7 separate regions of the Mus musculus genome follow, and regions 1, 2, 3, 4, 5 and 6 are each linked to region 7. A link is a loop called in an ENCODE intact Hi-C map of the cell type or tissue named here. Cell type or tissue: gastrocnemius. All regions are shown on one strand.

Region 1 (4,000 bases), 270 kb after region 7:
ATCTCATCTCATCTCATCTCATCTCATCTCATCTCATCTCATAAATGTTCAGAGGTAGGCCCAAAAACTTCCTCATGTGTTAGGCATTATTTATAAAAGACTCACAAACCCAGGCTTTTATGTTAATATTCTTAATATGTAAAGAGCACTTGTAACTAGTAAGTCAAATGTTACTCCACCTCCAAAACAGACATATTAAAAAGTAATTCAGCAAGAAACGAATGCTAGTAAATAGTTTTGAAACATGACAAACACCATTTTAAGATTTACTTTTAATTATGTGTATTTATTTTATAAGGGTTTGTGCGCACGGGTGCAGTGCCCACAGAGGCCAAAAGAGGGCGTCTAACCTTAAACACTATTATTCCAGACAAGGGCTCATGTAACCCAGATTGGCCTTGAACTCATTATGTAGAGGAGGATAACTTTAAATTTCTGATCCTCATGCCTTCACTACCCAAGTGCTGAGATAAAGCCTGCTCTACTGAACTGGGTTTATACAGTGTTAGGGAGCAAGCCCAAGCCTTCATGCGTGTTACTCAACAAACACTTACAAACAGAGCCACACCCCAGCCCTGTGCTAAGCATTAGAACTACCCCTAGCACAAGTTGACTGGCACGAGACAACCAAGCCAGAAAGCATTGTTCTCAATTGACAGGATTTTGACTCCCCCGTGAGGCTCAAGCTAGCAAAGGAAATGTGTGACTTGTCAGCTCTGTGGATAACTCAGGCCAGCCATGGCATAGTGTCAGCCATGGGACTCAGGTGGACACTTGTCCCTTTCCCCTCTTCTAGCCTCCTTTCTTTGTGTCTTTTACCCAACCCCACTGTTGCATCTCAGCTTCTCCATCCATCCTCACGACCTCTCAGAGCCAGCTCCCACTAGAGACGACCCTTTCTCCATTCCCTCCACTCATTGCCTGGGGAGGTTATGGCACTGTGTACTCATAAAAGGGAAAACCTGAGTTTCTCTCAGGTGACTAGCTTGCAAGCAGTCTTACAGAGGAATTTTCACAGTGAAAAAAATACTTTTCTTTGGAAAACAAAATAAAGGAACTTTGCCGAAATTCCCAGCAGGTATGAGAGAGGCCACACACTGTCTCAGTCCTCCTGGTACAGGACTGAATCCAGGTCCACGAGTCCCTCATCAGGCCTGGAGAAGCACAGTAGGGCATGTCACCTTAGTAGTAGCTCTTGTGCCTTGAAATTTACTTGAGCCCAAAGTAAAAGTGAGAACTTTACTGATCACCCATCTCTGGCCAGTTTCTCAAGAAACCTCTTGTGGCTCTAAATTTCTCTAGCTGGTTCCTTCCTGTTCCCACCTGTCCATTCCTAGTGGGTGCTGAGTGACACCTTACCTCCAATCCTACCAACTAAAGAACCAATCTTCTCATATGCTCCAAAGCTCATTGAGACTCTACTCTGCATGCCAGAGAAGTGCTTAGCTCTTCTTACTAGACATCGCATGAAATCTTAACATCTCATAGGGGCAGACTGTCTCCAGAGGAAGGCACAAGCCCATCTCCCTGCGCCTCCATATACTTTGTCTTTGAGGTGATGAAACCAAATAGGCTCCTCTCATAGCTCATTCAAATCATCTCAGACAAGAGAACGATGCTCACACATCCTCTGAATGCAACCCGCCAGTTAGTCCTAACATAGGCTTTCTTTTTGCACCTGTTCCAGGTCTTCTAGAATCTTCTCCGTGTCCCACCTGCTCCCAGTATTGCCCTCACTGTCCCCCTTACAACAAGCCCACAGAACGGGGACCATAGCTGGACAAAAGCAAGCTAGACACAACCCTCCCCAAGTTGCAGCTACAAGGTTTCCTGGGGCCAGAAGCACAGAAAGGAGAGCTTTAGCTGGCTCACACAAGGGAGCCTTACCAGGGGAGAGAGCCTTAGACGGAGGATCCTTGGCAGACAATCTGGGTGTACACACATGGGACAGGAGGAGAGTAAGCTTAGAAGGGAAGGGGACCGGTGTGTGTAAGGGGTGGGGGGCCTCTGCCTCTATCTGCATGAATAGCTCCCCTCCTCCAGTCTACCTTTCCATCTGGAAACACCTTCTCTTGGGAAGAGCAGGTAAGGGTGCAGGGGCAGTGCAAGAGTCTGTGAAATGCCAGGGCAGACCGTGTCAAAGTGGGTCTGCTGCACCACAGCCCTCTAAGAAGTCCCTGGAAGAGATGGGGACCCAACACCCAATCCTTCCTTCCAGGTCCAACCAACAAGCCAGGCAGAGACAGAAAACTAAGGAGAGTGTGCCCCCAACTGGTCAGTGGTGACAAAACCAACTCTTAAGCAGGGCCCTGGGCCAGTCTAGGAAAGCCTTGGGGCCATGCAACCTGGGGAGGTGGGAGGACAGGAACACCCTCCAAGACATTTGACTTCCTGACCTTGAAGGAGGCCTGAAAGGGGTTTGTTTTCCTTATGGAATCCTATTAAAGTGCTGCCTGGCCTCACCTGTGGCCAGGAGACCCAGTGTGGAAAACCTTAGTGTGCACCGTCCAAAGGCCACTGAGGAGTCTCCTCTCCCTAGCATTAAGCTGGCCAACATTCCCAAAGATGGCTAAAGCTAGGTCAGGAGGGAGAAGCCAGCCTTTGAGAGGGCAGGAGCTTGGTTGGAAGGCCCTAGGGAGCCCTGAGGAAGGGATCCCGAGGAGAGGGCGCAAGGGCACAGTCTAGAGAGTTCCCATCCCAACTGGCTCCAAACAGGAGTTGACACTCACAGCCCCTGTGGGACCAATGGTCTCACAGTGGAAAGTCTAGATAGGGCTGCTGACTCTGAGATTCATTCTTGCCAAACGTAGGCTTCTAAGGGAGTCCAGGAGTCTCCAGTCTGACTTACAACATAAATCACATCGTTTCAAAAGGTTTTACCACCTAGGCATGGTGGGATACACCTGCCGCCCCGTCCCAGGGCTCAGGAGGCAGAGGTGGATCACTCCAAGATCAGAGTTAGCCTAATCAATGTATGTAGACTTAGGACTACACACAAATCTTTTTCTCATTCTCAAAATAAATCCCCAAACTTCCCTGATACATAAACAACCCCCTGTCACCTTTCGCTTCTCACCTGGATCCACTCTGTCTCTGTTGAAACCTCCAGAGCAGGGGATGTAGCTAGCCAAAGGCTATGGAGAAAACAAAGCCCAGCCTTGGTCTCTAGGGCCCCCAGGCTCATAGCTTCTGTCCTACAAGCCGGAGTTTCTGAGAAATCAGCGAGGCCCTCCTCTGAGGAAAGAGGCCCGAAGCCGACAATACACAAAGTACAGCCGAAATCATAAACACATTTTATTTCTAAATAATTTTAAAACCACTGGCATTGTAGCAAATTGGAATATATTTCCAGAATCGACTCAAAGAGATTTTTTTATGGCAACATATGAAAAATGTCATTTAAATATCCACACACAGCTGCTGCACATGCTGGCCTCTCAGGGAAACACTTTCATTCCTCTCATCAGAGCTCCCTGATTAATGTTCCACTTCTCTTTAACACTTTTTCCATGGCTTTTTTTTTTTTAAATCAAAGCCTGTACTATTATCTGAAAGAAAATTAAACCAATAAGATTTAATGTCTGCTGTGTTCTACATTGTAGCAAAAGTACGTATATACACACACACACATGAGCACACACATATATATGCAGAGAGAGAGAGAGAGGTGTGTGTGTGTGTGTGTGTGTGTGTGTGTGTGTGTGTGTGTGTGTTTAGGGTTTTAGTCAAATAGAGCCAAGATCTTTGCTGGAGACTTCAGGGCAAACTAGAAACAGCAAGAGTCCACAGGAACAATGAAGGAGAGAGGGCTCTTGAAGATAGGGATTTTAGATAGGGATGGGTTGGAGTAGCCTGGGCAGAGGTTCTCAGTAGACAGAGGCTGTAGAGAGATCAGGAACACCAGGCCCCAGCATGGCCCAGATGCCACCTGTGGCAAGGCCTGACTACATGGCTGGGATTTTGTGAATGGGCCTCAGAGAGAGGCAGCTTGGGCATCGGA
Region 2 (4,000 bases), 500 kb after region 7:
TGTACTCTCTTATAACTCTCAGGATGTGGCTTGGACATCTTGGATTTAATGTGTCCTAGGACAATTCTTCATCCATTGTGGCCCAGAGAACCCAGGTTGGACGGCTCTGGAAGGCTCACAGAAAGGAGTGTAAAGCACAAATATATGGTGGTCTAGAGGTAAAAGCAGGGATGGAGAACTGAAGCCAGAGACCTAAAGAGGGCAAGGTCCTGAGCTGGCCTTCTGATTTCTGCAGCCAGGTCTCGGCCCCCAAGGTTAGTGGCAAGAATCAGTGTGGCAGAGTGTGTATCTTGTGAAGATTTTCTTATCTACAGGAACTGAGCTGGGCCCTGGCATAGGAGAGTTCTCAGCCTGGAAGAGTGACATACACAGGCACAGCTGTGGTCCCCAGAGTCTACTTTAATCTCATCCCAAATGATGCTTTAGCGGGAGGAGCCTGTTATCTTGGACTAATGAAAGCAGAGTCAGAGATGGGACCCCTGTGTTCTTGCTAGAGACTGGCTTTTATCCTGGTAGCCAGTCAGTGATAGTTATCTACCAGTCCCACCGGCAAGCTAGCCACCTACTGGTGGTGGCTGGAACTGCACAGGCCTCCTTGTTCGTTTGTAGATTTAGGAGCCATAAGCAGATAGGACTGTGGGCATTGGCTCAGCCTTGCTGACGTCTTGGGCCAGTGCTTCCCAACTTGAGAACAGGTCACAGGTCTCCGATGTTGAGGTTCACCCCAGGTTCTCGCCCCTGTGTCTGCAGACAGCTCATAAAGTCAAGGGCGGGAGAGCAAAGAAGCCACCAACACAAAGCCGCTATTTAGTCCTGGTCGTCTTTCTGCCAAAACACAAGTGTTTCGCTGTGTTTTCCCTGAGCCTGGAGAGTTGGGTCCAAGGAAGCCCCAAGTCCCAAATGAACACGCCTAGCTTTTTACTGTGAGAGTGAAGCCCAGTTTCCTCACCTGGAAGAACTGGAAGGGACAGAACAGGCTGCCAGCCACAAGTCACAGCTCAGCAGGCGGTCCCTGGGGACACGCGTGTACCCTGGAGAAGCCAAGCCATTGCCTTCAGTCAGTCTTGCCAGCTCCCAAGGCTCGGCAGAGCCCCAAGCCCACGGCTTTGGCTGCCTGACACCCGCCTGGTCCAGGCAAGAGGGAAAAGGGGAGACTACTGGGAAATTCACTGTCATCCAAAATCCAAAGACAACTTTGGTTTTCCCAGTGCCGTTCTGGAGCACACTGTCCATAGGGGTGGCGGCGTCAAAGATGCCTGCAAGTATCACAGGTCCCGTGAGCTTACTGCCTTTCAAAAGAATAGCCACATCTAAGAGGGCATACTCCTTTAAAAATAATAATAATAATAATAACAACAAAGTCTTCCCTTCATACGTTGGTGCACAGGGTCCAAAGAGTACTTCAAACTTCAGGCTAGGCAAACTGCGGGCAGAAGTGCTTAAGAGGTTCGTGTTAGGTCTTGTCCTTACTGGGGACAAAAACAAGATCACAAAAACAAAACTCCAGGCTGAATCAAATCATCAGGGAGCTCAAGGCAGAAAGAAGCGGGTTTGATTGGTTGGTTTGCTGCTGTTGCTGTTGTTGTCATCGTCATTGTTTTGAGATACAGTCTCAATGAGTTAGCCCCGTGGGTCTTTTACTCACTATGTAGCCAGGATGGCCTCACACTCCTGATCCCTTTGCCTCCCCCATGCAAGTGCTGGGCTACCATATGGTGCTGGAAGTGGAACCCAGGGCTCCTGCACGCTGGGCAAGCACTCTACCAACATACAGTACAGTTTGTGTTGTGTTTTGGGAGAAACAAGAAAACAAGGCAGTGTACTTTCCAGGCTAGGGAAAGAAATGTAGCCATAGGCAAAGGAAGTGACAACCTTCAGGCCAGACAGCTGCGTCCACCTGAGAAAGGGACCCATCTCTACAGGAAGGGCCCTCAGAGAACCCGGGAAGTCCCAAAGAATAACCAAATTTGATCAATAAATTTAGCTCTGTTGTCATATTGATCTGGCTACTTTGCTGCACATTCCAGAAGTCATCAGCTGGTTACAAGAACAAGCTGTGGTCCAGCCCTTGACGCCATCCCTGAGCACACTGGGTTGCTCGTGACTTGAGTGCCATCTAGTGACCATGGAGACAACTTTCTCACCTCATTAAAACCAGGGTGATGAGAGGCTGACTCTATGGCACAGTGGTGGGTGCTTAGCAAGCATGCCGAGGCCCTAAATTTATTTCCCAGTATAATAATTAAGTGAATAAATAAATAAATTATACAATAAAAAAAGAAGTATCTATGTAACAAAAAGAATACATCAAAAATAAACGATGATGTGGCTGGGGGAAAGCCTAAACTCTCATCAGATGGCCGAACACAGAAGCACGGCTGTATCATATCAGAAACTTCCCCCAAAAAACACTCAAAATGCCATATTGTGCCTTGACTGTCATTCGTTCCTGTATTCAGAGACAGAGACAGTACCCAGTCTGAAAACTGAAGCAGACTGTGACATGCGGGTTAGTCAGAACTGCCTCATTTTGACCCACATGAACGCTGTCCCCAACCTCACGCTGCTACGTGTACGTGCAAAGCACCAGTTCACCAAACCCTCTGAGCAGCTCATTGTGTAGACGGGGTACACTCTGGGACAGAGTCCTCACACCTGGGAGGGATACCTTCCAGAAGCATGTCCGTATGTGTTGGATTGTTCAAAGTCCAGATCAATGCTAGGTGCTGAGAGGAGAGTACCGAGATCACTGGATAAGACTCAACCTTGGTGTGTATTTGAGATTTTCTGTAACTAGCCTTTGGGACTGAGGGTATAACTCAGCTGGTAGAGTACCTGCCTAGCATGCATGAAACCCTGTGTTCAATTTCCCATACTACATAAATCAGGCATGGTGGCATATGCCTGTAATCTCAGCACTTGGGGGAGGGGAGAGGGAGGATCAGAAATAAAAGGTCATTCTAGGCTTGATCTCACACAGTAAAATCAAGGCCAGTTTGAGATCACAAGAGACCCTACCTTAAAATACACCAAGAGTGCAGTATATACCTTTAATCCAGGCACTTGAGCCAGAGGCAGACAGAGCTCTATGAGTTCAAGGCCAAACTAGCTTCCTTCCAACCTCTGTACACCAGACACCGGAAATGCTGCAAGCTCTAGGCCAGTCAAGGCTACGTAGTGTGACTCCATCTCAAAAAAAAATTTTTTTTATTTTGAAAAATGTTTCGGAGGAGTTAAAAAGAGGGGATGAGAGACAACTCATGAACCAGCAAATCTGCGGAGGGGCAGAGGGCAGGGACGCCCCGCCCTGCCTGTGCAAACACCTCTACAGAGCTTGCCTCAATAGAAAGTGCATGGCATTGAGAGAGGGAGGGGACTATCAAGCAGGCTATGCTAAGCTCGAAAGCCTCCATCTTAGAGGGGGACACATTTTCGTAAGGCTCAGGAGAACCTCCATCTGAATGCTACAAGAAACAGTTTGTGGAGTTCTCAAGTTCAGGCAAGGTTAGGGATAACTTCTGTGGGGAGATGGACCAGAGCAAAGAGGACCAGAATTGATGCAGGAAAAACAAAACAAAAAAAAAAGATCAGTGGATAATGCTGAAGGTGAAGTGCATGAATACCCGCTGCCTCTGACCACTGAATCTCAGACACCAGCGGGGCTGGGATAATCCACTGGGTCCCTAAGAGAAAGATGATGAGAAGCCCCACTTTGTAGAGAGGAGATTGAGTGTCTCCCCTGAGTAGAAAGAACTTGAGCCCCAACAGGCTGCAGAGCCAGGGTTCTCAAGGCTACCCCATCCTGCCTTCAGCTGTCCCGGGCAGAGGCGAGAATAAGAGTCATTCAACTCAAGACGCTTATCTCAGATAAATTGAAGCAAGAATCGACAGAAGGTGTCCTGGCTAGCCATAGGCTTCCAGCACAAGAGTGGCCACCCTGCGCTATCACAGTGACTCAGTTTGAGTGAGCACACTCAGCGATGTACACACAACAGGAACA
Region 3 (4,000 bases), 180 kb after region 7:
CCTGACAGGAGCCATGCTGCTGCCCTGTGCCAGGCAGAGATTGGGGGTGGGCCTGTAAGGGGCTGATGGGAAGGGGGTCAAGGGGCTTGGCTCAGGTGAGGTCAGAGCAGTGTCTGAAGAAGTACCAGAGATGACATGAGAATGTGGCAAGGAACAAAGCTGGCCAGGGCTAATGCTGGGTACATAGTGGGTTTGCAAGTTTTTGTTTTTTGTTTTTGTTTTTGTTTTGTTTGTTTGTTTGTTTTTGTTTTGTTTTGTTTCGCGGGTGTGTGTGTTGTTGTCTTTTTTTTTATGATAATGATACCATAATGATTAGAGACTACCCAGTTGATGTTCCTGTCCCATGGGCATGAGGACCTAAATTCAGAATGTTAGTACCTATATAGATGCTCGGTAGGGAGGCAGGGTTGGGCGGTAGAGATAGTTGGATCTCCGGAGTCCCAGAAGCCTGCTTAGCAGACTAATAAACTCCAAATTTAGTGAGAGACCTTGCCTAAAAAATGATGTGGGGAATGATGGGGGACACTGGTTTCCAACTGTTAGACTCCATAGCACATGCAAAGACATACACGTGCACTCTACATATGTGTGCATGCACCTACATGAGCACACACACACACACACACACACACACACACACACCACACTCATGACCATGAATACTCTATCTACTTGAGTCTGGTTGAGTCTGAAATGCATGAGGGTTTATATTCCCCAGTCCTGAGACACACTGTCATGTCCGGATTTCTAGGAACAAAGAGGGTTATTGAGCTCCTTGCCTACCCACCACCGTGTCATCTTGGGAATCGTGGGCTATCAAGTCTCCACACCCATGTTATTCTCCTGGCTGTAAGCCATGCTCCCCTCTGCCAGCCAAACTGTCCAGCCTGGTAAACACGTTTTAATTACCCGTCTGGCTCCTGTTGCTTGTCATAGTTGATATTTGCTGTTTCAGTAAAACACACTACCAACTCCATGGCCAATTTTTCAAATGTGTTCTCTTACCATGTTCTCCAAAGGCTGACATTATATTCAGTCACACATAGATGGAAACACAGAAGCCCTGAGACAGCAATTGATATACCCAAGGCCACCCAGCCAGTGCATGTGTGAGCCAGGACCAAGCCTGGGACCACTGTGCTTGCTAACTGTTGCCCTGGGTGTACCCATAACCATGGTCACCGGGTATCACAATCTGTCATTGGTGAAATCAATAGGCTGTCTGGTTCCTGGAGTAGGGGTGTGGTCTAAATAGCTTTGAGTATCAAGTTCTATCATGATCTTACTACACGGTGGAAATTTAGTGGAATGCAAATGGGATGAATTATGCTCTTCAGTAGCCAGCTTAGATTTGGAGTTAGACAGCGGGGTTAGACTTTTGGTTCTTGTGCTTTGTTTCCTCAAGAAAGCTACTAAACCTTCTTCTCATGTGTAAAATGGGGCTAACGATCATCCAATAATGCTTCCATGAGATACTGACAAACATTCCTGGCACGCAAAGGACCAGAATCTCTCCACCAGTCCTAACCTTCTTGTTCTGAAATACTGCCACCTGCTGGTAGCTTCTGAGTGCAACCGACACAGACCATTAAGGCTGTGGCAGCCGAGACCCCCAACTGGCTGCTACTTACTGCCCAGCTGTGGTCTGTCTTCCTTCCAGTCGTGAGCAGCCATGTTCCTCCTATTCTCCCAACTCTGTGCCCGTCTCCTTGATGATGTAGCCTGAGCAACTGTTAGCACAGACCCTTCTTTAGTATCTCTTCTCCCCCCCTCCCCCACCCCCAGCTATGCCTGTGGTTGCATGGATTTTAAAGACAGGAGGATACAGACTCTGGTGTTCACACTATTAGCTGCATGACAACAACTTACAGAAGCTCTCTACAAAATAGTTCTGACACTGTCCCTCGTCTTCCCTACTGTCTCCAGCCACCTCAGTTGCACCCTGAGTTTCCAACAGGATACCATTTGCCTCTGGTCCCCGACTGCATACACCTTCTTACCAGGTTCGGAAGAATTTGTCCTTGCCAGTGACTATGAGAAGAGGGAGATGCTGCAGAAGAGGTCCAGTCTGTGTTGATGGTCACACAGAAGGACTCGGGTTCCTTCATCCCTATCTATCCCGGCTTCCCTTTGGGTTTCACCTTAGGCGTTGCCTGATGTAGGTTTGGCCTTTTGCTACTGCCCAATGATTTTTCAAAAGCAGAAGTTGGAGGTGTCTAGGCTTCTTCAAAACCTTCTGAGGTGGGGGGTTTAATCGGGGGCTGGATCTATAGAAATACGGCAGAGACTAGGGGTGGAACATAACAGTCTCTAAGGTCCTTTCTGGCTCTGGCACGCTTCATGTCTTTTGAATTAATTACTTCCAAATGTCTTCTCAGGACAACTTGCTTATGCCTCCATACCTTACACTGGGCATGCCTCAGCAGATCCATTAGAACCTTCTAGACCACGAGGATAGGAACCAATTGTCACGTTCTACTGGAATGTGGTCTCATCCTTCAAATTCACTCTTAGAAGGCTGAGATTCAGACTCTGGCCATGGGTTTGGGAAGACACCCCTTTCCTCCAGTGCTCAACTGTACAGCACAGTGAGGATGTACAGGAGGGGTGTACAGTGCCCCTCCAGAGGTTCCTATGGCCAGCTATGCTCTGTCACACTCTGCTCTAGGTATCCCTAGATGCTCTAGGCAACTTTGTTTGAACCCCATATCTTCTATTCAGGTTCACATGTCTGGTCTTGCCCAGCTCACAGTCTCATCCCCCATGGGCATGTAGGTTTCCAGCCCCAGAGCTCACCAGATGGCAGAAGTGGTGAGGAAGGACTCCAAGGGGCAGAGACCAGGGAGCAGGAAGATACTGGGCCAGTCTTCCCCACAGCCTGATGGATTAGGAGGGTATTTGGTGAGTCCACAAGCAGGCGTGGCAGCAGAGAGCTTTGCTACAGCTTTGTAGCCCATCCAATAGCCTCTTTCAAAACAGGATTCGGATGAGTTAAGAGGAAATGAATAAGAAACACATGGGATGGATTTCCCTCCAAAGACAGCAGGGTTTGAACACAGCCCAGGGAGAGAAAACGGGGTCTGGGAAGGAAAGACGTGGCTTCCTCACATGGGTCCTTTTCGTTTCTGTTAACTTCTGTCACCACTTCCTGTGGCTAGCTGTCCTTGTACATACCTCAGAGCAGTTGAACGCTGGGAGACAGGGTCTTGTTGTCTGTGTCCAGCTACAGATCCGGGGCCAGTGCTGTCCGAGCCAGACTTGGGGGATCTGGATGCCCTGGGACTCCCTCAGGCTGCCATCCAAGATGCCTGGTGGGGCTGTGGCAGGCTTTGCTCTGGAGACAGCATGTCAGTTTATCTTAGACTTCTGAGCACTTTGAGTGGGGATGAGAGGGAAGACCAGGAGTGAGGAGGTACCCTATGAAAACCATCATCAGAATATAGGGCTGGCCCTCGTCTCAAGGTGGAGTGCTCCCTGGAGGTAACCTTTAAGAAGAGCCTGTGTCTTCTACTGTTTCATCCACTTGCAGCATGTCTCTTTTATTCTATAGTTCGTTCTCTCTCTCTCTCTCTCTCTCTCTCTCTCTCTCTCTCTCTCTCTCCCCTCCCTCCCTCTCCCCCTCCCCCTCTCTCCTCTTTTGCACAAACCTTAAATAAAAGCTACACTAAAACCCATACTTGCAAATCACTTTGTGAACATTGTGGTACAGTAGCTTCCAGGCTGTAGTGGTTACTAAACGCTGGGCTAAAACATCTAACAAGAAGCAACTTGACAGAGGAAGGCCTTATTTTTGGCTCACAGTTGAAAGTGGATGCAGTCCATCAGGAAGAGGAAGTCACAGTGATGGCTGATCCCTCTGCACCTACAGTGGGACCAGGCTAGAACACCTCAAGGCCTGCCCCCCCCCCCCAGTGGCCCACTTTCTCCTGCAAAGTTCTATTCCCAAATGCCCCACATCCTTCAAAAAAAAAAAAAAGGTGCCATTATCTTGGAATCAAGT
Region 4 (4,000 bases), 430 kb before region 7:
AATGGCTCTTCGGAAGAAGGAAGGTGTGAACTGTGGTTTTAAGAGTGAATGAGATTTACTTTGAAATGGAAGGAAAGGGAGGATAGTTGAGGCTGGAGACTGGAGTCCTTAACAAACTGTGGATACCTATTGTTGTTTGTCTCTTTGATTTGCCTTTGCAAACTGAACAACTTGCTGCATTTAGGATACTTTACCATGCAAATAGCAGAGGATTGAGGGAAAGTGATTTAAATAATTGGTAATTGACTGACAAATGGAGTATCTGGAGACAGCTGGTGAGAATTTCTTCACAGTCCAGGACTCAGGTGTTTTGTACACTTTCCCCTTTCTCCGCCTAGATTATTGGCACCATTTCCTCTCATTTTAGTATGGGTGCTTCACCTGCCTGTGTCTTATTTCTACAGGGCAGTATTTATGGTAGGAAAAGCAACTTTTTACACACTTCCCTCCCCAACTTTGGCATGTCACTAACAGTTTTCCCTTTTCATTGGTGAGAGTTGTATCCTTATGTTAACTGGTCACTGACAAGGTAACTTAAAGTTTACCTCTAGTTGTAGGATAGGAAGGTGAAACACCAGACAGAGACGGGATTGCTCAAACAGAAAAGCATCAATAGTTGCTATGTAGACACAGCTAATCCACAACTCACTCATCCTGCAGTGGAATTCCTCCTCCCTCCTTTCTCTTCTCTCATACTTCTCTCTCTCTCCTCCCTCCTCTTTCTCTTTCTAGTCAGGGTTTCTCTGTGTAGCCCCTGGCTGTCCTGGAACTCACTCTGGAGCCAAGGCCTCTAGAGATATGCCTGCTTCTTCCTCCCTTGTGCTCAGACTAAGGGAGTGTGCCACCACTGCCCAGCTCCCTTTTAGCCCTGGCTGACCTCAGCCTCCTGAGTGCAGAGATTATGAGTGTGTATCATCCACCCTATATGGTTCCTTCCTTATCTTTGCAAAAGTAGATTGAAGCTGATTTTGACTTTATGCAAGTCATACACTTCTGTAGTGGCTTAGTGTAGGAGAATGGTAAGTATTTGTTGAATTCAAGTTTTAAGTGTCAGTTTATCAGTTAAAAGCTTTTAAAATAATGCTTTTGAAATCTAGGTGGGAGGGGGATATGGAACCATTATGATGTATCAAGGTGTATTATTAGCAATGCACACTAGGATGCACAAATATACCTTTTGTAAAAACCTTTGATATACTAGGGAGGTTATGGAAATCAAACTCTTAGGCCTCCATTTTACTTGAATCAACATTATTGTATACAAATCACGATTAATTTCTAAGCATTTCTTCTTGCTTACTTTTTACAGTTCTAGGATATTCTTGTGATGGAATGATAAGCAATTCCCCATTGTTTGCTCCATAGTCTTTTTAAAAACTTTTTTATTTTTGGATATTTTCTTTCTTTATTTAAATGTTATCTTCTTTCCCGGTTTCCCTCCCTCTTGGAAACACCCTATCAATCCTCCCTCCCCCTGCTTCTGTGAGGGTGTTCATCCACCCACCCACCTACCCACTCCCACCTTCCTGCCCTTGATTCCTCTACACTGGGGCATCTATGGAGCTTTCATAGGACCAAGGACCTCTCCTTCCATTGAAGCATTACAAGGCCATCCTCTGCAACATATGCAGCTGGAGCCATGGGTATTCCTTTGTTGATGGCTTAGTCCTTGGAAGTTCTGGGGGGTCTGGTTTGTTGATATTGTTGTTCTTCTTATGGGGTTGCAAACCCCTTCAGCTCCTTCAGTCCTTTCTCTTACTCCTAGAGAACTCACTCTGGAGCCAAGGCAGAGATCTGCTTGCTTCTTCCTCCCCTGTGCTCAGACTAAGGAAAAGGACTGAAGGAGTTGAAGGGGTTTGTAACCCCACAGGAAGAACAACAATATCAACCAACCAGACCCCCCAGAATTTCCATAGTCTTGTTTAACTGTTATGTATCTTGTGTCAGAAAGCATAGAGAAGTACAGTCATATTTCAAAGAGTTGGTCTTTTCTAAGACTTTTTTTTTTTTAAGGAGGTTGGGGTGGGTGGGAGGTGCGGACAAGGTCTCAGGTAACTCCTGCTGGCCTCAAACTTGTAGTTGAGGATGGCCTTGAATGCCTAGTCCTCCTGTCTCTGCCTCCAGAGTGTTGGTAGCATGGCCATTTTTATGCAGTTCTGGGGCTTTCTGTATGAAAGGTTACACTATACCAGTTGAGCTACATCCCCTGCCTTGGACCCACAGATTTGATCAAATGCCTTTTTTGGATGTTTTTCATCAGTCTGTTTTATTTAGTTACATCGAATTCCATTTTTAAAGAAATATTAGAAATTGGTCATCACTAGATGGCAGTCTTTCTCCACTCTAGGTGATTTATTCAGAAGGGAAAGTGTAATACTATTAAAAACAGTGCTGACTGCCAGTAGAAAGCTAATTTAGTAGATCTCGAACTTTTCCAGTTTAAGACTTGTTTATTTATTTGTTTTTGCCTTTTGTATCTGATAGGCCTGTTGGTTATTGATGACTTATGCTGAAATATATTTGAAATGCTGAGTCTTTATGGTTTATGTTCACATTGCTTTTTACTGTGATAGAAGCAATTTGTAATTAAAGACACAAAATGCAAGTAAATATATTTTCACCTGTCTCATAGCTACATGGAAACTGTGTATCCTTTTCCCTTGCATGTACACAAAGAGTTCACCCAGAACCAGGGAGTACTGTAAGTTTCCAGAACATGGGAACTATAGGGCACTTTCTACATTCCTTCATTTAGATTTGTGTGCTTTAGATTTCAACTTTTTTTTTTTTTTTTTGAGTCAGGGTCTTGCCCTGTTGTCCTGGCTGGCTTGGTACTAATCACTGAGCTCAGACCCCTGCCTCAGCCTCCTGAATGCTGGGATTACAGGCCTGGGAGCTCCTTACTAACCAATTCTTATTTTAATTTTTAAATTTTCTACTCCAAGGGCCCACTGTAAACCTTTAAATTTATGCTACATCCTAGTCTAATAGAGTGTTAAAATCATGAAGATTCTAAGTAGGAACTTGGCGACATTGATAAGGAGATTAAATCTACCACCTGCTGTCTGTCACAGTGCACTCCTCCTCATTATGTGCCTGCATCAGAAAGTTCAGCGCTCAGCTAGGACTTCAGGGAAATTGTAATTGATTGCTGTTTCCTATTTTGTAAATGAGAAAGAGCTGAAGGTCAGAGAGATTAATTGAATTGGCCAAAGATGTAGCTAATTACAGGGCTAAGACCAAGGCCTCACAATCAGACATCTAAAATCCACATTTTCTTACTTTGATTTTTAGTTTAGGTTTTCTTTTCTTTTTTAAAAATAGGAAGCCCAGGGAGGCATTATCTAAGTTCTGATTCTCTCTGCTTATTTTCCTTTGAGTAGGCCTTTCATAGTTCAGGGGGCTTTGCCCTAGTTAGTTAGGCTCCTCTTGGAGGCCTCACCCTCCTTGCTCCACTTCCCAACTGCTAGGATTACATGCTCTGCTATACCTGGTGCCTGAATTTCTGAACTTTGTGATTTTTTTTCCCCATCAAGTTTGTTCTTTATCTTTGGAGAGAATGAATGAAAATTTTTTCCTGGTAGAACCTAATGTAGACACTATTACTGTGTCAGAATATACTGAAATTAAACCAAAAGTTTTTTAAAAATTGAATACCAGCCTATATTTTTAAATTTGAGGATTTTTCAGTGTCCCCCCCTGCAGCCCCCTAGTTTTCTACATGACAAGGAATATTAATATCTTTACTTAGAAGATTCCTTTTCTTTTCTTTGAAAGAGGAAGGTTTAAGCTTGAAACTTACTGAAATGTCAGTGGTAGGTTCGGTCAAGTGTGTTCTACATAGCTTTTGTAAAATCATCTACTTGGAGGGCCGCTTATAATTTTGTTCATCTTTTTCTTTCCAAGGAAGGGGAATGAATCTTGATGGCTGTGTTTTTACTGAAGTCAGTGTTTGTAGGCATGTGTGTGTGTGTGTTACCCTTAATTTTGCGGTGAACTG
Region 5 (4,000 bases), 330 kb before region 7:
TTTTTTTGTTGTTCCAAAAAGAGACATTTAGCCACTCCTTATCTTGTCAAATAAGCTACAAATGAAAAAAGGCAGAAAGAAAAAGAGAAAAAGAAAGTCTGTCAACACACGTCCTTTTTTCTCATGCATCAGGCATTTTTGAACCTTCCCTGGTGAGTTTTCACCATCTTCTAAATTTTGTCTGGTACCTTAAAGATTACAGATATTTTGTTTATTTTTGAAATCTAAATTATGTAGACATTCTTTACAATTCCTTATGCTTGTATTTGCTTAATTAAAATTTGATCACATAATATATAAATTATATTTTGATTTTTAAAAAGTTAATATAATAAGTATATTCTCCATACTATTTCAAGACATGAGTTTTTAAATAAATTGAATAATACTTCTTGATATTTATGTTGTATAAATTAATTCTTAATTAGGTGACACTTATCATTCCTACTTTTATTTACTACATTATGATAGTTCTAGAGTCAAAATTATTTACAGGCCCTATTCTGTATACACTTAGGAGTGTAAATTTGGTCATTCTTGGTAGTCTAGATACCCGCTGTGATAATAAAATTAAGTTTTAGTTAGAGGATGAATAGAAGCCTTCAACATATTGTACAACACCTGGCTTTAAGTTAAAACTGGAAACAGAAGCTTGTGTGCCTGTATAGTTTTACACCTAGCAAGAAGAAAGCATATGTCCTTCTGATCTTAGAGAGATTTTATAAGTTTCAAATGGGTCTCTGGCCCCAAGCCATGCTTGCTGTCATATTTTATTAGTTTAGTCCTTTTCTTTGTATGGAAAGCCTGCATTTTTGTAACATTATTTTTGAAGAATATAACACCATTCAAGTGGATATTGCAATCAATGTCTTAAAGTTTTGCCTGAGTTCATGCAAAGGACTCAGAAAGCATCACAACAGAAAATGTGCAGTAAGCAGTCAGGCAAAGAGGACAGTGGCTGCTCTTTAGCTGTTTGTAATCACTCCAGCTCCTGAGAACACAATAAACGAATTTGGTTTTCTTTTTGAAACAGGTTTTACTAGTGTTTTTTTTTTTTTTTTTTCCTTTTTTTTCTTTTTTCCTTTCTTGGTAACAGACAGGCAATTCAAACTGGAAATTTCAGTGACTTTATTTTGATTGAACCTTTCAGTCTACCCTTTAATTTTTATGAGATATTTGTGTCAGCAGCCTTATTCATTCTTTTATAAGTTAGACTATTTGTAAAGCCTGATGTTTCAGATCAGCCTCATTGTACTTTTTTCTGTTCTTTTCTCCTATGGTACTCTTTAAAAGACGTAGATACTGCATATAGGTCCCATGTTCTCTAACACTTTTTCTGCTATTGTTCATCAAATTTCAATTTTTGTGGGAAATTTGGATCAGACATTTTATTCACTTTGGTTATTCTACTAGGCTTTTCATAGGTTGACTAAATTGCAAAGATGGCATTGCATTTTCCATGGCTGCCTAAGTTTTGGGGGTAGTAGAGATTTGATCTCTGTGTCATGATGTTCTTCTGTCCAAGCGTGTGCTGTCCATGAGTGGATAGGGCTCGGGGCGGGGGGACGTTCAGTGTTAATGGAGGCTGTTGATAAAACAAGGAAACACTGGATTGTGAGGGACTTTTTGGACATGACGTGTTCTGTGTCACTTGGTACTAGGTCCTCTCACAGAGTGATGTCATGAAATAAATGAGTGATTTATTTTATTTTATGTTCACTATGTTCACGGATGTTTTGCCTTAATGTATGTCTATGTGAGTGTGTCAGATCCCCTGAAACTGAAGTTACAGACAGGTGTGAGCTGCCATGCAGGTGCTAGGAATTGAATCCAGGTCCTCTGGAAGAACAGTCAGTGCTCTTAACTGCAGAGCCATCTCTCTAGAGCTTATTTTAATTTTTTTTTTAAACAAATGTATGTAGAGTCTTACTTGACGCCATGACTCTGCCCCCTGCTGTTCAAGCTCCGCCATTACATATGTGCACTACTACATTTCTGCCATTACATATGTGCACTGCTACACTTGGTTTGACCTTTTGACTCTTTGGTAGAAATTCTTAATGTGATCAAATTCAAACTTTGGGATTCTCATCTTTCACAGTGTTTTCTTTTTTACTTAAGCTGTTTCAGGAGGTGGAGTCAAGCCTAGCATAGCAGTTCACATTGTTTTCTCATTGGTATTTCTTCAGTGCAGGTTGGATATTATTAGAACCTTTCTCTAAACACTGTGTCTTAGAATCTAGATATAAGTTTTATATTTTCATCACTTCTCATATTTACAAGCTATAATGTTATCCATGTTATGTGTGTGTGTGTGTGTGTGTGTATTTGTAGATTTGATTTATCAGTAACTTTTACAGTGGAAGACTAAGCCATGATATAGTTTTCTCCACAGAAGTTGCCTTTTATGTATTGAATTCCCTATCTTTGATTTCAGTAGTAACTTACATGGCCAATGGCATATTCCATAACTTGGTTGGAATTCCAGCATCATGCCACAATGTCAAGGTAATTCTCAGGATATACATGTGTCCTAGACTTTCTAGTCAGCCACACTAAAGGTGCATGCTTTCTCTACCACAAAGGGGTTTTCATCATCATTCCCCCTTGTCAGAGGGCAGCTTAGTTATTGCTCTTCACTTTGATGTGGTCTTTGAATTTTTTCTCATTGGACTTCCTACAGAAGCCTTTATGTGAAACAGAATGTTTAAATCACGATATGGCTTTCTTTCACATCATTTTTTCATTCAATGCTATGTCTAGTAAGGTATGTAGATATGTTATATCATTTTTAATGTGAATATATGAGGAGGGGAAGAGGGGAGAGGACATTGCTGGTGGCTCATTGCTCCTGCAACAACTTGTTTTCAGACTTCTTTTCAGTTTGCTACAGAATGCTGCATGTCACATTCTACACATAGAGCTTATAGTCTTGATTAAATGGTCCACGATGAGAAAACAAGTGTGATTATTTTGTTCTCTAGAGAAACTGTTTGTTTGCTCTGGGATCTGCCTTGAGTTTTTATATTTGACTTTTTTGAAGTTTAATGCTTAAGTGTGGCGGTTTTAGCTTTATATTACCTGTTGAATAACATGGGGTTTGGTGTCCTTGAATGTGTGGTTTGGTGTGGGGCATCAGTCTGTGGAGACTCAGTCACGCCTTTCCATTGCTCGTGCTTTCCCTGGTCTCCTCTTCCTCTGCTATTCCTCTCATGTGGGTTTTATCTTTTGTTTTTGCCTCCCAGATCTTGATGTTTTCTTTTTGGATATTCGGATATATATTAGTTTTAAATTTTTTGTTCTTCTATCTCTGGCTCAGAGATCTTGTTCTCTGCTTGTGTACTGTCTGCTAAGGAGCCCATCAAAGGCATTCTTGTTTGCCTTGAGTTTTTGATTTCTGGCATTTCTGCTTTGGTTATTTCTTAGAATTTTCTTCTGTCTGCTTACTTTAGCTTTTTGTTCATGTTTGTTATGTGCTTTTCAGTTAAAGCTCTTAACACGGCAGTTATAGGTTTGAAATGTTTCAAGCCATCGTTTCTGTTGTATTCAGTTCTGGGCCTGCTGTGCTTCTTCATTCTCTTTGAACTGCACTATAGCCTTGTAATTTGTTATTGTATCATGCCAGAAGATTTCCTTAATTTTTAAGTTAGCATTACATTATTGTTGTTATCTATCATACTTCTTTAGTGACTATCACTGTCATCTTTATCCCTTGGTATTTGCGGTATCTCTGTGATCCTGATAAACTCTTTCCCACAGCTCCTTCTGCTGGTCCTTACTTTGAGGAGCTGCAGTGCTGTTCGAGATGATGTCTTTTTGCAGCTTTTTTTGGTTTATATTTCCGCAGTCATTGTCATATTGATTATTTTTCTCACTGATGTGACATAGTGCCTGATAAGAACCATTCAAAAAAGAAATTACTCATTTTGGCTCTTGGTTTTAGAGTTTTCTCTCTTTATTGTGGGGTTGATGTGGAGGAGCAGAGATCTTCACAACATGA
Region 6 (4,000 bases), 160 kb after region 7:
CTGACAGAGGGGACTACAGAGCATACAGAGACAAGAGATTCTTGCTAAGATCCACCCTGAATGTACTGCATGGCTTGGAGAGAAGTAATCAACCTTGCTGGGCCTCAGTTTATTCACCTGACAAATGGGACCAAAAGTAGCTCTTCTCCTTTCTCTGGAACACTGTGGCTTTCAAAATAGTTAGCATCTAAAATAGCATCAAATACTAGTGGATCCACAAGCCATGGACTATAGCATCTTTCTTGAGGGTGAAGACCAGGCTCCTGCCAGGTTTTCTGTTCCCCGAAGCAGCAGGTAGAGCCCATGGCAGGTGGTCAGTAAATAATTGCTGAACTGATGAAACAGAAGATACAGTCTAAGTCTCTGTGGAATTGAAGCTCTACCTGGAGTGGAGGGGGCTCAGCATCACACAATGGAAGCAACTTTAGAAGAAGAGGGAGAGGCCCTCGCTCCCTCAGACACATCTAATTTAGAATTTGTGATGGTTTTACAAGGCTGGAGAGGACCTGGGCCCTGCCGGTGGAACATGTGCTAAGCAAACTCCTGGTGAGAGAGAGATAATCACACCAGACCCTGTCAGCCTCTGGGGGCATAGCGTATTCCAGATGGCAGCGATCACCGTGCCCTTGCACAACGCCAGCCTGCTTGGGAGCAGTCAGCTTGTCACTCACAGGTGAACCCTGACCTTATCTAGGAAACAGCCAGAACGTTCCCTTGGCCGTGATGTCTTAATGGCCATCTAGGGTGATTTGGTGTGTTTAAGGAACATAAAATTTTATGTTGTTGAAACCAAACCATTCCTGGCCTCTGTCTGTCTCCTCCAAGGCAATTCAGATCCATTCATAGTTTTCATAGAGAATCAAAGGCCTGGAGTCTGCCACTTGCTAAATGTGTATAACCTCCCCAGAACTGGGCATGGCCTCATGGGCTCCTCCTAATGCAGAGAGACAGCCTTGCTCCTTCTACCAGCCTTTGTCTCTCCTACCCAGTGTTCTGGCTAGAGAAGATCTGAGCTCTAAGACTGAAGGTAGAAGGTGTCTTATGCACCCCTCTAAGTTTCTGCCTAGAGCAGAGCAGACACCTTGGTAAGCTCTGGCAGGTGGGTGGGAGAGAAGAGGTCCAAGGTCAGTGGGTGGAGGCCAGGCTCTTGTGGTTGCCAAGGAGTCATAGACTGCCAGGCACCCTGGCCATCTAGGAAAATGACTTCCTACCACTTCAGGCCAGGGAAGAAGCAGGGAATGGAGTCAGGGTGGGGACAGAAATCTACTGGGACTGTCTGCCCTGTCTCTGGGGTCTCTATGCTAGACCTTGTGAATTTCAGCCCATCTCTCTGTCACAGGATGGCAGCATCTTCCTGGGAAGTCTTGGAGGCGCAGGACTTGTAGTTTTCTGTGGTCTCCTCCTGCTCTGCTGTCCTCCAGGCTCTTCCCCACTCCAGAGGCTTGGCTGGCATTGCCACCTCCTGCAGGAAGAGCTGCTGGCCACAGCCCAGGAGAGCAGCATGGCCTAGTGGCTGCAGAGGGGGACTGCAGCCTGGCAGAAACACTGGGTATTCGGGCTTCCCCTCGGTACCCTTCCCACCCTGAGCTAACACAAGCTGGTTCTGGACAGGATGGGATGAAACTGTTCCTGACTCCAGCAGCTCAGCACGCATTCTAGAGAGGGCCTCTCCAGTAAGCCCCAGCTCCAGCCCAGCGCCTGGCTCTTAGCAAAAGCAGTCTCTGTTTCTCTACTTCTCTGTCTCTCTCCTTGTCTCTCCATCTCTCTCTGTCTCTCTCACTCTCTCTGTGTGTACATGAGAGAGAGAGAGAGAGAGAGAGAGAGAGAGAGAGAGAGAGCACATGTGTACATACAAAAGTATATATAGCATGTGCATGTAGAGGTCAGAGGTCAATTTCTGGTGTCAAACTTCAGGAGCCGTCCACCCTGCCTTCTGAGATGGGGTCTCTTATTGGCCCGATACTTACTGATTCACCTAGGCGGGCTGGTCAATAAGACCTGAGGATCTTCATGGCTCTGCCTTCCCAGTTCTGGGTTGATAAGTGCACGCCACCATGTCTGTCTTTCTTTTGCCACGGGTGCTAGGGATCCCACCCAAGATTTTCCTGCCTGGAGAGCAAGCGTTTTACCAAGGGAGCTCTTCCCTCTGCCCATCAGGAGTCTTCAGCTGGTGCCTTGACTGGGTGCCCCAGCAGACAGAAAATCTACTAAGGAGAAAAGCAGGGAGGGGTGCTGGGGGAGGCAGGGGTCACTCAGGAGCACTGGGTAAGGGATCGCCTTGGGAAGGTCTCATGCAGGTGTGGGCTTTACTATGGCCTATGCCTTAGGGCTTGAGTGCTCCTAGCCTAGAGGAGAGCTATAACAGAGCAGAGATGCCTGCTAGAGGAAGAGCAGGGATATGAAAGGTTGGAAGCAGGTCATCACAGGATGTGAGCAAGGATGGGATGTGACAAAGCTCCTATAGGTAATGGTAACTGGAGAACCAGGACAGCTGGCTTCTGTGATTCAGTCCCCAGAGACTGCAAGGAAGAGCGGGAGGGCCGTACACTCATGGAGAAATCAGAGTCCGTAGCTTCTGAAAACAACCTGGGAAGATCTATCTTCTCAGAAATCTCACAGATAACTATGACTTTAAACACGCAGCTGCCACCGTCCCATCCCTACAAGGTCTGGGTGACTGTGTGAGACTCCTGCAACCACGGTCCTCATTTGGCTTTGTCCAGTACAGACATGAACGTTGCTTTGCTCATCAGGTGACTGGGGAATGTAAGACCAGTAGCAGCAGCTTCCAGCAGCTCATACACAGGGAGAAGATAGAGCTGATTTTGAACCCAGGCCTTTTTTTAAACTCTCAAAGCTTTGTTGTCTCATTCATCTCCAGAGACCTGTTCCCTAGGTGAATGAAAAACAGAAGAGTGGGCACAAGGTCTTCTCCCCAAGTCCTGGCCCTAGAGGCACACTGGCACACTGGACCTCGCTCCAGGTCTAGGCAGGGGAGGAAAATGGATGATGTACTTCAAACATACAGGTGACTTTTGTCCCCAACAGACCCTACCCACTTCCTGTGGGAGGGCCATTCTCTGGCTGAGGTCCTGGACACTTACCTAGCTTCATGTAGTAATAAATATTTAAATATTTAATGACCAAGACTGGGAGAAGCCCTGGGCTGGGATTATTTTAAATATTTACTACAATAGCTTCCCGCTTAGATTTCCTCTTTGGCTAAGACCAGTTGTGGGAAATGAGTGATATGATGCTGAGCAGAGGCTTGGAATATGTGTGTGTGTGTGTGTGTGTGTGTGTGTGTGTGTGTGCGCACACATGTGTACTAACTTTGTAATTCAACAAAAACCATTAACCTTATTATTTGAAGCAAGATCTCTTATGAGGACTGTAGCTTTTCAATTAGGCTACGCTAGCCAGCCAATAAACCCCTGATATCCTCCTGTCTCTGCCGCCCCACCACACTGAGATGCCAAATGCCTGCCACCACATTTCACTTTTTTATCGAGTGCTAGAGATTAAACTCAAGTCCTTATTGCTAACTGAACCAACTGAGGTGCTGTAGGGCCAACCTTAAGTGCCTAATCTCCAGGCACTGTGACCTGCAAACTCCTTCTGGTGTTGCCCCTCCTCCGATGCACTCTGTCCAGCCCCTGTGGCCCAGTGCGCATGCTCCTCTCATGCTTCTAAGCATGGGCCTTGCCCTCTGCCCTCTGCTCTCCTCACATTTGTTAACAAGGTCTAACCATGAAGAGATGAGGTCTGTCTGGCCTTCCAGGCAGTAAACCTCATGAGGACAGGACCAGTATCTGCTTCTGTTTGCTCCTGCCTGGTTCAGGAAGGGGACAACTGTGGTGATGACTCTCAGAAGTCCTGGACACTCATCCTGCGAGCCTGGGCACCTCTGATACTGGTTTCCTTAGACTGTCTCCACCCAGCAATGTAAGCCACTGTTTTTTTTTTTTTTTTTTCTCTAGAAGCAAAGCTTTCCGGTGAC
Region 7 (4,000 bases):
CTTAGAAAGAAGCATTTCCTGGCTGTGGACAAGGATCTCCTGTGTATGGCCTTGTAGATTTCAATACCTATTTCCATGCAGCCTCATAGTAGACCTTCATGTGGCTGTGTTCATGTCCCTTTGCCCACAGCGAGATGGCCCCAGTATTGGTCTTCCCCTAAGGATATTTTGCCTGGAAATACTGGTAAACTGGTCATATTCATAGGGTACTTCAAGACATCAAGGTCCCCAAAACTTCCCAAGCCACACTCTGCCATCCTCCTAGGGAGACTGGACTAGCACTGGCCTCGCTGATCTTGCTTGCTAAGAGGTCCTGTAAAGTAAAATTCACCTAAGCAAACACTCCCCAGCTCTCTATTTCTGGGGTCACAGTGGTTCTGATGTGACTTCGTGTCCCGGTTCCGACTGTCCTGTGGAGATGGGGCAGCCTTAGGATTCTTAAACTGAACCCCTGGGAATATCTTCAGGCTGTCTCTTTGGAGCTTGTCCCCAGTTAGGAAAAGATATTTAAGGAGGGGGAAGCTGAGACAATATGCCCTGCGGCTGTAGTACTAAAACTAACCACCAGGTGGGGTTCCAAGGCAGAGAGTGAGCGTGGAGCTGACCCAGCGCTTGCAGCCAGAGCCGGGCTGAAAGAGCTCTGCTGGCCGAGTCAACTTCAGTTGCCGCGCTCTCTGGGCGAGAGACCGCGCGCGCGTAGACGCGCATCTTAGACGCTCTCGCACATTTTCTGATAGTGAGCTCTAAAGCAGATCCTATACCGGATGCAGGGGACTATTAGCAGAGTAGGATGATTAGTTTACACGCTCAGCACCCTAAACTGCAGGTGGCATGTCTAGGATGATTTCTTTTTATTATTACTAGTATTTGCTCCGGGAGTGTGGGAGTGGAACAAGAAGACTAGACGTCTGGGGAAAACCAGAGGCAACGGACAGGGAGAGCTACGCGCTACTCATGCAAATACTGGGGCCGCTGTGTGCAGCTCCGTCCCGGGCTCTCAGGAGAGGCCATATAACAGGCAGATCCATGGATGCGCAGACACATACGGTTATGGATAGACTCTCAAACTCAAGTTCTCTCCACCAGCGTCTGGTGAGAGCACATGCAGGTGCCACAATCACACCCCACATAGGATGGGGCTCTGGACTCTCCGTGGCTAGCTCTGAGAAGGTGGTCGCGCTCAGTGGCATGTTTACTTATTCACACATATCTGAGAACATGTGTACAGGACTCCCGCGGCCTCTGGGTACAGGACCACTGCACATGTGTCTCAGGTGCTGGACACTTTCCAGGACCAGCACTAGTGACTTGTTAACGTGTGTGTGTGTGTGTGTGTGTGTGTGTGTTGTGGTCCTCAGGAGTGTTAGAGCATTGGTAGCCCGGGACTCACACAGGCACAGAAGACCCTCCAGGCATTGGATGGTAAGAAACATGTGGATCTAGACTACTGAGGTTTGTAGATGCAGATATTAGGAATGCGGACCCTGGCTATAGGCAATCAGGAGGGAATAACATGTATCTTTTGAGTTTGCCGGGTCCCACGGAATTCCGCGAGATGGAGTCTGGGTAGAGAGACTTCTGGCAACTCCCAATCGAGGGGGACAGTCGGATAAGGAACTTCCACGCAGAACAGCCAAAAGCTGGGAACCAGGGAGGGGATCCAGGAGGGAGAAAAAGCAGGAGTAAAGTAGCTTTATAGTCAAACTAGCATCAAGAGGGTGCGCACCGTGTGCGCTCCTGTGTATGTGTGTGTGTGTGTGTGTGTGTGCGCGCGCGCGCGCATTAGTGTGTGCATGCGCGCTCGGGCATGTGTCTCATCTCATCCGTTTGAAGGTGCTGGACTCGGCGAGACCCGGGCGAGAAGGAAGAGAAGGCGCGAGGTGAACTGAGTTTGATCCTGAGGCGCCTACAAGTGGGTCCCCGGCGGGCGGCGGGCGGGGCGGCTGGGCGGGAGGCCGGCGGGAGCTCACACGCTCGGCAGCCGGCCGGCCTCTCACCACGCCTCCCGCTTTGTGAGCGCGCCCAGGGGGGGTGCTGGACGCGCGCCCACGGCGCTGCTCCCGCCTCTATATAAACACACGCATCGCCTTGCCTTGGATCAAATCAGATTGAGAGACGCTTTTCAAACCACCAGCCCTGAAGTCCTGCCTCCTGCTTTCCCCTTCTTTCATCCCTTTTTGCCTTTCTTTCTTTCTTTCCTTTTTTCCCCCCCTCATCTCTTCTCTTTTCCCTAACAGCAACTCCAGAGCCGAGAGACTGCGTCCCGGGACAGACTGCCTTTTCTTAATTGATAGATAGCCGGGCTCGGGTTTTCCCACCTCCTCCCCCAACCCCACCCCGCCTTACCCCTCCCTCCCGCCGCCGCCGCCCCAGAGCCCGCCCGGGGCTCTGTCGCCGGCTGCGTCCCTTCCCCGCTGCGGCTCGCCGACTCCGCACTCGCGCTCGGGCCAACGCGCCCGCCTGCCCGCCTCCGAGTGCCGCGGCCGCTCCAGCTTCTACACTCGCCTCATCTGGGGAGTCTTCTCCCAAGCCCCCAAAGTTTCTGGGTTCGTTGGAATTTTTGAATTCCGGTTTTTTTTCCTTCTTTTTATGTACCTAGGAATCTTGGAGGAATAGTTTTGATAAATTGATCGCACTTTCCGCTAGCTCTCGGTTCCCCTTCTTTTTGCCCCCCTAGCTTTAAGCAGGAAAGGGGCTTCCGAGAGATTCCTGGTGGATAAAGTTTTCCAAAGTTTTTCGTGTGTGATGGTTGCTGGGAGAACAAGCTCACCAGCTTAACTCAGCTCCATCTCACCTCCCCAGAGCCCGCCTAAAGGGACAAACAAACAAACAAACAAAGTTACACCTCGAGTCGCCTCGTGTCTTCTCTCTTCTTCCAGGCAATCTTTTTCCTCTCTCTCTTCGATCACCTCGCAGCCTCCAGCCCCTTCCCCTCGGCCCCATCTCCTGGGTTTCTCCGAGGGGTGCCAGGACCCCCTGCCGCAGCCTCCCCTCCCCCGTCACTCTGGTCCGGCCCTCCCCTCCCCCATCGCGGACCGCACAGCCAATCCCCCAAGCGGCTGCCAACATGCTGTTTGAAGGCTTGGAGTTGGTGTCGGCGCTGGCCACCCTCGCCGCGTGCCTGGTGTCCGTGACGCTGCTGCTGGCGGTGTCGCAGCAGCTGTGGCAGCTGCGCTGGGCTGCCACCCGCGACAAGAGCTGCAAGCTGCCCATCCCCAAGGGCTCCATGGGATTCCCGCTCATCGGAGAGACTGGTCACTGGTTGCTACAGGTAAGCGCTCTCTCGAGGAGTCCGCTAGCCGCGGGTGTCCGGCCAGGGGGCGCCGAGAGCTCGGACACTCGGAAGCACCGGTCCCCGCCCCGCCCCTTCCTTGCCTCAGCCGGCGCCGCCTGGGTTTCCCCAGCTCGCCTGCAGCGCGGCTCAGAGACCTCCGGCGCCCTGTGAGCTAGTTAACGAGGCCGGGTGAGCTAGTAAGAGGGATATTGACCAGGGTAGGTAGCAGAGAGGGCTCCCGAGTGTGATGCTCCGGGCTGCAGGCGTCCAAGCAGGGGTGTGCGGAGAGCGCTGGGGAGCGAGTCTGGAGGGCTTCGCTTAGTTTTCACCTCTGTCTCTGAGCCCCAGTAGACTTTAGTGTCCTAGGCGCGGGAGAGGTAGAAGAGGAGAGGGCCTGTGGCAGCTTGAGTGGCCCACTTTAAGACCTGGGCAGCATTCTGCAGTACATTGGGCTCAGGCTCAGGTACAACTGGGCTAGTACAAGGTGCTACTCACCTCTCTCTCCCCCTCCTCTGGTGTGTGTGTGTGTGTGTGTGTGTGTGTGTATGTATGTATGTATGCACGCATCTGTATCTCTGTGTTGTGGTGGCAGAGAAAAGAAAACCTTAGAGAAATTCAAGGCAGAGAGTTGAGGGCTCTCAGCTTTCGGGGGGAGAAAGGGTCTGTTTGCTTATTGGGTGGGGACAGTTTAGCAGAGGATAGCTAGGAGAAGTATGCAAAAGACCC

What was found. A loop is a pair of places that touch in the nucleus more often than their neighbours do. Peaks named below come from ENCODE experiments on the same cell type or tissue, not always from the same donor. Only the 100,000 strongest peaks of a DNase experiment are listed, where the experiment ranks them.
Region 1: a loop joins it to region 7, with 7 times the contacts of the local background. A loop is called at or near these places in 13 of 42 quality-filtered maps.
Region 2: it touches region 7 in a loop (14-fold over the local background); 25 of 42 quality-filtered maps call a loop at or near these places.
Region 3: a loop joins it to region 7, with 10 times the contacts of the local background. A loop is called at or near these places in 30 of 42 quality-filtered maps.
Region 4: it touches region 7 in a loop (2.6-fold over the local background); 7 of 42 quality-filtered maps call a loop at or near these places.
Region 5: it touches region 7 in a loop (2.3-fold over the local background); 17 of 42 quality-filtered maps call a loop at or near these places.
Region 6: it touches region 7 in a loop (2.5-fold over the local background); 18 of 42 quality-filtered maps call a loop at or near these places.

The regions. Positions count from the first base shown.
Region 1 is chr6:84,319,043-84,323,042 of GRCm38, reverse strand. No RefSeq gene overlaps it. Among named protein-coding and RNA genes, the nearest start is that of Gm10445, 100 kb to the left of the region's middle. In gastrocnemius, CTCF peaks have their summits at 322 (motif pointing right) and 2,273 (motif pointing left); a DNase peak (open chromatin) is centred at 2,371.
Region 2 is chr6:84,091,771-84,095,770 of GRCm38, reverse strand. The region is part of intron 17 of Dysf (dysferlin); the gene reads right to left. Among named protein-coding and RNA genes, the nearest start is that of Dysf, 74 kb to the right of the region's middle. In gastrocnemius, CTCF peaks have their summits at 570 and 2,118 (motif pointing left); DNase peaks (open chromatin) are centred at 573, 1,027 and 2,102.
Region 3 is chr6:84,405,565-84,409,564 of GRCm38, reverse strand. No RefSeq gene overlaps it. Among named protein-coding and RNA genes, the nearest start is that of Gm10445, 16 kb to the left of the region's middle. In gastrocnemius, a CTCF peak has its summit at 1,583 (motif pointing left); DNase peaks (open chromatin) are centred at 857 and 1,566.
Region 4 is chr6:85,015,527-85,019,526 of GRCm38, reverse strand. All of the region lies in intron 1 of Exoc6b (exocyst complex component 6B), which reads left to right. Among named protein-coding and RNA genes, the nearest start is that of Exoc6b, 52 kb to the left of the region's middle. In gastrocnemius, a CTCF peak has its summit at 2,317 (motif pointing right); no DNase peak of the experiment used is centred here.
Region 5 is chr6:84,914,456-84,918,455 of GRCm38, reverse strand. The region is part of intron 6 of Exoc6b (exocyst complex component 6B); the gene reads left to right. Among named protein-coding and RNA genes, the nearest start is that of Exoc6b, 150 kb to the left of the region's middle. In gastrocnemius, a CTCF peak has its summit at 1,951 (motif pointing left); a DNase peak (open chromatin) is centred at 1,952.
Region 6 is chr6:84,423,509-84,427,508 of GRCm38, reverse strand. It overlaps Gm10445 (predicted gene 10445), which reads left to right and starts at 3,671. Exons shown (of 4, transcript NR_046063.1): 1 at 3,671-3,945. In gastrocnemius, a CTCF peak has its summit at 1,516; DNase peaks (open chromatin) are centred at 634 and 1,482.
Region 7 is chr6:84,587,073-84,591,072 of GRCm38, reverse strand. Cyp26b1 (cytochrome P450, family 26, subfamily b, polypeptide 1) reads left to right here. Exons shown (of 7, transcript NM_001177713.1): 2 at 2,880-3,271. The coding sequence starts at 3,068. Among named protein-coding and RNA genes, the nearest start is that of Cyp26b1, 4.8 kb to the left of the region's middle. In gastrocnemius, no CTCF peak of the experiment used is centred here; DNase peaks (open chromatin) are centred at 1,948, 2,400, 3,055, 3,320 and 1 more place; H3K4me3 peaks cover 3,260 bases; H3K27ac peaks cover 1,991 bases.